Linked DNA regions of Homo sapiens: region 2 is linked to region 1. Evidence: chromatin loops called from intact Hi-C (ENCODE). Cell type or tissue: gastrocnemius medialis. All regions are shown on one strand.

What was found. A loop is a pair of places that touch in the nucleus more often than their neighbours do. Peaks named below come from ENCODE experiments on the same cell type or tissue, not always from the same donor. Only the 100,000 strongest peaks of a DNase experiment are listed, where the experiment ranks them.
Region 2: a loop joins it to region 1, with 8 times the contacts of the local background. A loop is called at or near these places in 18 of 110 quality-filtered maps.

The regions. Positions count from the first base shown.
Region 1 is chr6:40,307,486-40,309,985 of GRCh38, reverse strand. No RefSeq gene overlaps it. Among named protein-coding and RNA genes, the nearest start is that of LINC00951, 47 kb to the left of the region's middle. RefSeq lists enhancers at 828-1,394, 1,395-1,962. In gastrocnemius medialis, a CTCF peak has its summit at 1,107 (motif pointing right); a DNase peak (open chromatin) is centred at 1,200.
Region 2 is chr6:39,864,529-39,867,028 of GRCh38, reverse strand. It overlaps DAAM2 (dishevelled associated activator of morphogenesis 2), which reads right to left. Exons shown (of 25, transcript NM_001201427.2): 5 at 1,955-2,049. Among named protein-coding and RNA genes, the nearest start is that of DAAM2-AS1, 32 kb to the left of the region's middle. RefSeq lists an enhancer at 2,033-2,500. In gastrocnemius medialis, a CTCF peak has its summit at 1,534 (motif pointing left); a DNase peak (open chromatin) is centred at 1,517; H3K27ac peaks cover 270 bases.

The sequences.
Region 1 (2,500 bases):
AGGACGCAGATGCAAGGAATGACACCATGGGATGCAGATGCTAAAGGCGAGGACCAAGGGCAGGGTCTTGACCACCAAGGGCAAGACCACCACAGGCCGGTGGGGGCCAAACCAGCAGATTTGAGACCTGGAGTCTGATATAGTTTGGATGTGTGTCCCCTCCAAATCTCATGTTGAAAAGTGATGGGACCTAGTGGGAGGTGTTTGGGTCATAGGGGAGGATCCATTATGAATGGCTTGGTGTCATCCTTGCAGTAATGAATGAGTTCCCACTTTATTAGTTCACTCCAAGAGCTGGTTGTCAAAAGGAGGCTGGCACCTCCTCCCCTCTGTCTTGCTCCCTCTCTCTCCATGTGACACACCTGCTCCTCCTTTGCCTTCTGCCATGAGTAAAAGCTTCCTGAGACCTCACCAGAAGCTGAGCAGATGCCTGTGCCATTCTTGTACAGCCTGCAGAACCATGAGCTAAATAAATCTCCTTTATTTATAAATTACCAAGCTTCAGGTGTTCCTTTAGTAATGCAAAACAGACTAACACAGGGTCCTTACATCTCCCAGACGAGCATGGGGATTGTTCCCAGTATTACAGGCAAACTCAGTCTGCGGGAGAGGGATCTGTGGCCTTGCCAGGAGCTGGGAGGACTGCTGGGCACAGGGAGAGATTGAGGAGTCATTTACCAACCCCTTCACTTCACAAATATTTATTGAACACTTGCTAACTGTGAGGTAATCCTAGCTACACAGGATACATCAGTGAAAAAAAACACAGCTCCTGCTTTCCTGGAGCTTACACGAACAACAAATAAGCAAACTAATAATATTTTAGATGATAAGTGCTACAAAAAATAAGGCAGGGTTAAGGAGAGTGGTGGTGCTATTTTACACAGGGTGGTCAGGGAAAAGCCCTTTTGAGGAGGTGATGTGAGCAGAAAGTGGCAAGAGGTAAGTGATTACACTCATGACCCATCATCATTATCATCACATCATCACCATTATCATCACATCATCACCATCACCATCATCATCAAACCTCCTCCATCATCCCTTGGAGTAAGTGCCTCTCAGGACAGGCTTTCCCAGGGTGTAGTTCCAACAATGACCACGAGGTGGAGGAGTGACTCTAACCCCGTCCAGGGGCTGGGCGTTGGTTGACTATCTCAAGCCCCCAGCCCTAGATCCTGTCAAGGTTGAGAGTCGTCTCAGGCCATCTGCAGCCATAGGAATCCCATGTAGTTGGGTTGCCAGCTTGACTGTGTGCGGGGGCTTTGGCTCTTTGCCACCAGTGAGGTGCGAGGAAGGGGAGGGAGAGCCACAAGGAACATCTGGAGAAGCCGAGCCAGGGAAGGGCACACAGCCCCCTGCACAGGGTCCAGGGGTCCTGGGGCTGCGGTGGGCGTGGCCACCAAGAGAGCGGCTCCAGGCCAGGCTTGTTCTGTCGGTGACTGAAGGGTCTTTAAGGCATTCTTCTGCCTTCAGCTACGGGAAGCAGGTGAGGAAGCAGAATTGGAGAAGGAGTGAGGGGGTTGAATAGCCAGGCTGGAGTGAGGAACAGCCTATCTTCGTGTGTTTTACGCCTTGCTGGCACTCCTATAAATTTGTCTTAATGTTGGGAGAGGGCAGCTGTGAGCCTGCTGCCTGCCCCCTCTGGAGAGAAGGGGACCCTCTCGGGCTGCCGCCCCTGTTATCCCCTGGAAGCTGGCTACAGGACCAGCGTCCAGGAGATAACAGCCCAGACCCCCTGTTTGGGGTCTTTTCTGAAAAGGGCCAAGCCTGGCTTGCTCTGCTTCGCAGCCTCATCTTGAAGATTGATTATCTTCCCTGGCTCCTTCCAGCAAGGCGGAATGGTGGGGTTTCTAATTTCGCTGGCGTTTTGCTCCTTGATATCATGTGAACAGATGCTGTAAGGTTTTCTCTGAAGACTCTTAGGTAGGGAGGGAGGGAGAGCCTCCTGGTGAGGTTCTTTGACTCTGTCCGGGAGGAGGAAATCCATTTCTCATTGCTCTGTGATTTCACACTAATCTGCGAATGCATGCACTGATGACTTAGGGTGTGGTTCTACCCCTGCCCCGACTTTCCTCTTCTGCAAATGGGGTGAATAATGCTTACCTTGTGGAGTCATCTGCATGACTCAGTAGCTTAGCACTTGTAACACAGCACCTGGGACCAAATCAGGGCTCTATAAATCGTAACTACTTTCATGTGTAGGAAGTGCAGGTCCTTCTTCATACGTCTATAATATTGTGTATTCCACAGAACAATCCCATTTGGTGCCTTTCTTTTTTCTTATTTTATTAATTTTTTTCACGTAAAATATCTGAAAACAATCTTCATCACAACAGAGCCAAGCACTGTATCAATACTGGAAGGAAAATAGGAATGTCTCACCCCCTCATAAACACACAGACACACACACACACACACACCCTAGAGTTAACTACTGGTATAAGTTTGGTATTTATCTTTCCAGACTTTTGTTTCACCAATACAGTTCTTGGGGCTG
Region 2 (2,500 bases), 440 kb after region 1:
AACCCATTTAGTTCAGGGGTTCTTAATTTGGAGTCTGTGTTCTGCTGAAGAATCTATGGATAGCATTCACAGATCCAAGGACTTGGGTGGGAAAAGAAAATTACATTTTTATTTTTGGTAACTTCTAATTAAAATTTAGTATTTTCCTCAATGATGAATGTCAGCAATAAATGACAGTAGTATTAGCATAATCTGTGACTTTGTCACCCCAAGAAATCACAGCTATTTTCATACCAAATTACAGTTGTACCAGGTATCTCAAAATACCATTTACACTCCTCAGTACTTCAAAATTATGATGGTTATCAAGACTCGCAGCTAGCTCTTGCTATTTAAGGTGTAAAGAAGCAGAATTCATTGCTATCTCATTTTTATTATTTGTAGCTGTATTTTCATTGATTTGTTATGCCTATCTTTTTATCTATTATTTAAAACATCATTTCTGCGAAGCAGTCCATAAGTTTCACCTAGGCGCCGGATGTCCATGGCATGCCCACACACACAGGTACCCTTGATTTAGTAAAATAATTAATGATCTAAGAAAATTATTATAAATAACATTACTTATCCCAAGCGTATTTGTGTTTATGTTATTGTACAAATACGCCTAGAAAATAAAAGAATGTGCTCTCAAACTAAGTTGTTAACAATAGCTATTTTTTTACTTTTTTCTATTTTATGCTTGTCTGCATTCCATAAAATTTCCACAATGACAATATGTAACTTTTGTTAGCAGAATATTATTAAGGGAAATTACAATAAATTGGGGTAGGAGACAAACCTGGCAACTTCCTCTCAACCCCTTTATTTCCTGACTACCTCATCCTTTCCTCTATCCCCTTCCCATTCCAGAGCCCCACCACTACCAGAATGACAAGAGACAATTGGGATGCTCCCATTCTTCTTGAGGCTGTTTCTAGTCTCCTGGGGAGAGAGCTCAGCTCAGACAACATACACATCCCCATGCAATGGATGGCTAGCTTTTCGCCAGGGGAAGGGTGAAGGGTGGCTCCTGATTGTTTGCTCATTTCCATGGTGTAAATGCTCCCAGCATAGCCAATTTCAAGCTACAGATATGATGTCATTGAATGCAGAGTTGGGAAGAGATGCATATTTCATAGTGTTTCCATGCACATACAATGCATGTAAACTCAAAAGTATACCTTATAGTAAAATGTAGAAAAATAATTAGGTAATTTGGGAATGAAGAGTTTCAAGTATTTATTACCTTTGTTTTGATATAACTTACTGAATCTTAAATTTATACAATTGAAATTTTAATCATAGCTACGTTTAACAACCAGCTTACAAAATTGCTGAAAATTTGACACTCAGCATTCGCCAGCTGTTACTAGCCAGTTCCAGCACACCACGGGGCAGACCCAGACACAAGGAGCCCCACTTTGGGCCCCACACGTTGTGGCCTGGGAAGGGAAAGGTGTCCTCCTATGGCTCCAGGACTTCTACCCCATTTTCCATGCCTGCGTTGCTCCCATTCTAGATGGCAAATCCCATCCAGAGACACCACACCGCCCCCTAGTGGTTGGAGTACTTCTCTACCCGTGCGTCCCTCTTTTCCTGGATGGGGCACTCACCCTGCCCCCTCATCCTCACAAGGCTCTTTCTTTTGTACCTTGTCCATTTGGTCACGCTCCTATTCTATCCCCTTACCAAAAATAAATCAATAAATTTTTAAAAAGCACTTGCCCTCGATTCCTCTTTAGAGAGCTCCTCAGGACCTGAGGTTTATCCCACTTTCCCAGGTTTCTCTCCCCTCCTCCCAAGCCCTGGCAGCCTCCCAGGAGAGGAGTAGGGGCTGGGAAGTGAAGTCAGGTGAGGCAGAGTTGGCCAGGAGGACCGGCATGGGAGCAGAGCACTGCACAGGGCTTCGGGAAGGCAAGGAGACCAACTGTGAAGGGACTCAGCAGGAAGCAAGAGGGGGAAACTGAATTACCTCATAGGCTGTGTCCGGAGGGCTGTCTTCAGGTCTTCCACGACTTGGTTCCTCATCTCCGTCTCCTCCTCATCAAACGCGTACAGACTCTGCATCTGAGGGCCAGCAGGTAGAAAGGGGCTGCCTGTCTCCCAACCCTCTGCACTACAGCTCAGGTGTGACCCAGGGGCCATGCTTGCCTCAGAAAGGGTGAGGCCTCAGGGAATGGTTTACTGAGACCGAGTGTCGGCCCCTGGGAAGACCTAGGTTCTGGGCTGGGACTTCACTTTCCTCATCTGTGAAATGGAGAGAAGTACTGGCCCGGTTTATTTCCCAAGTTTGTGTGATGCCCAAATGGATTTTAAAATGTTTAAATGGTTGGGGGACTCTGAGATTGCCCAGAGGAGGGGTGGATTACCTTAAAATTTCATGAATAACTGGAAAGCTGCTGAACTCCAGTGAGTGGGCAGTGGGGCGCTGAGGAGCAGTAAAAGGCAGTTTGGTGTGTGGGGGGTGGGGGCTGGGGGAATCACTCCCTGCCGTAGCCTTTCCAGGTGGGGGCAGGGC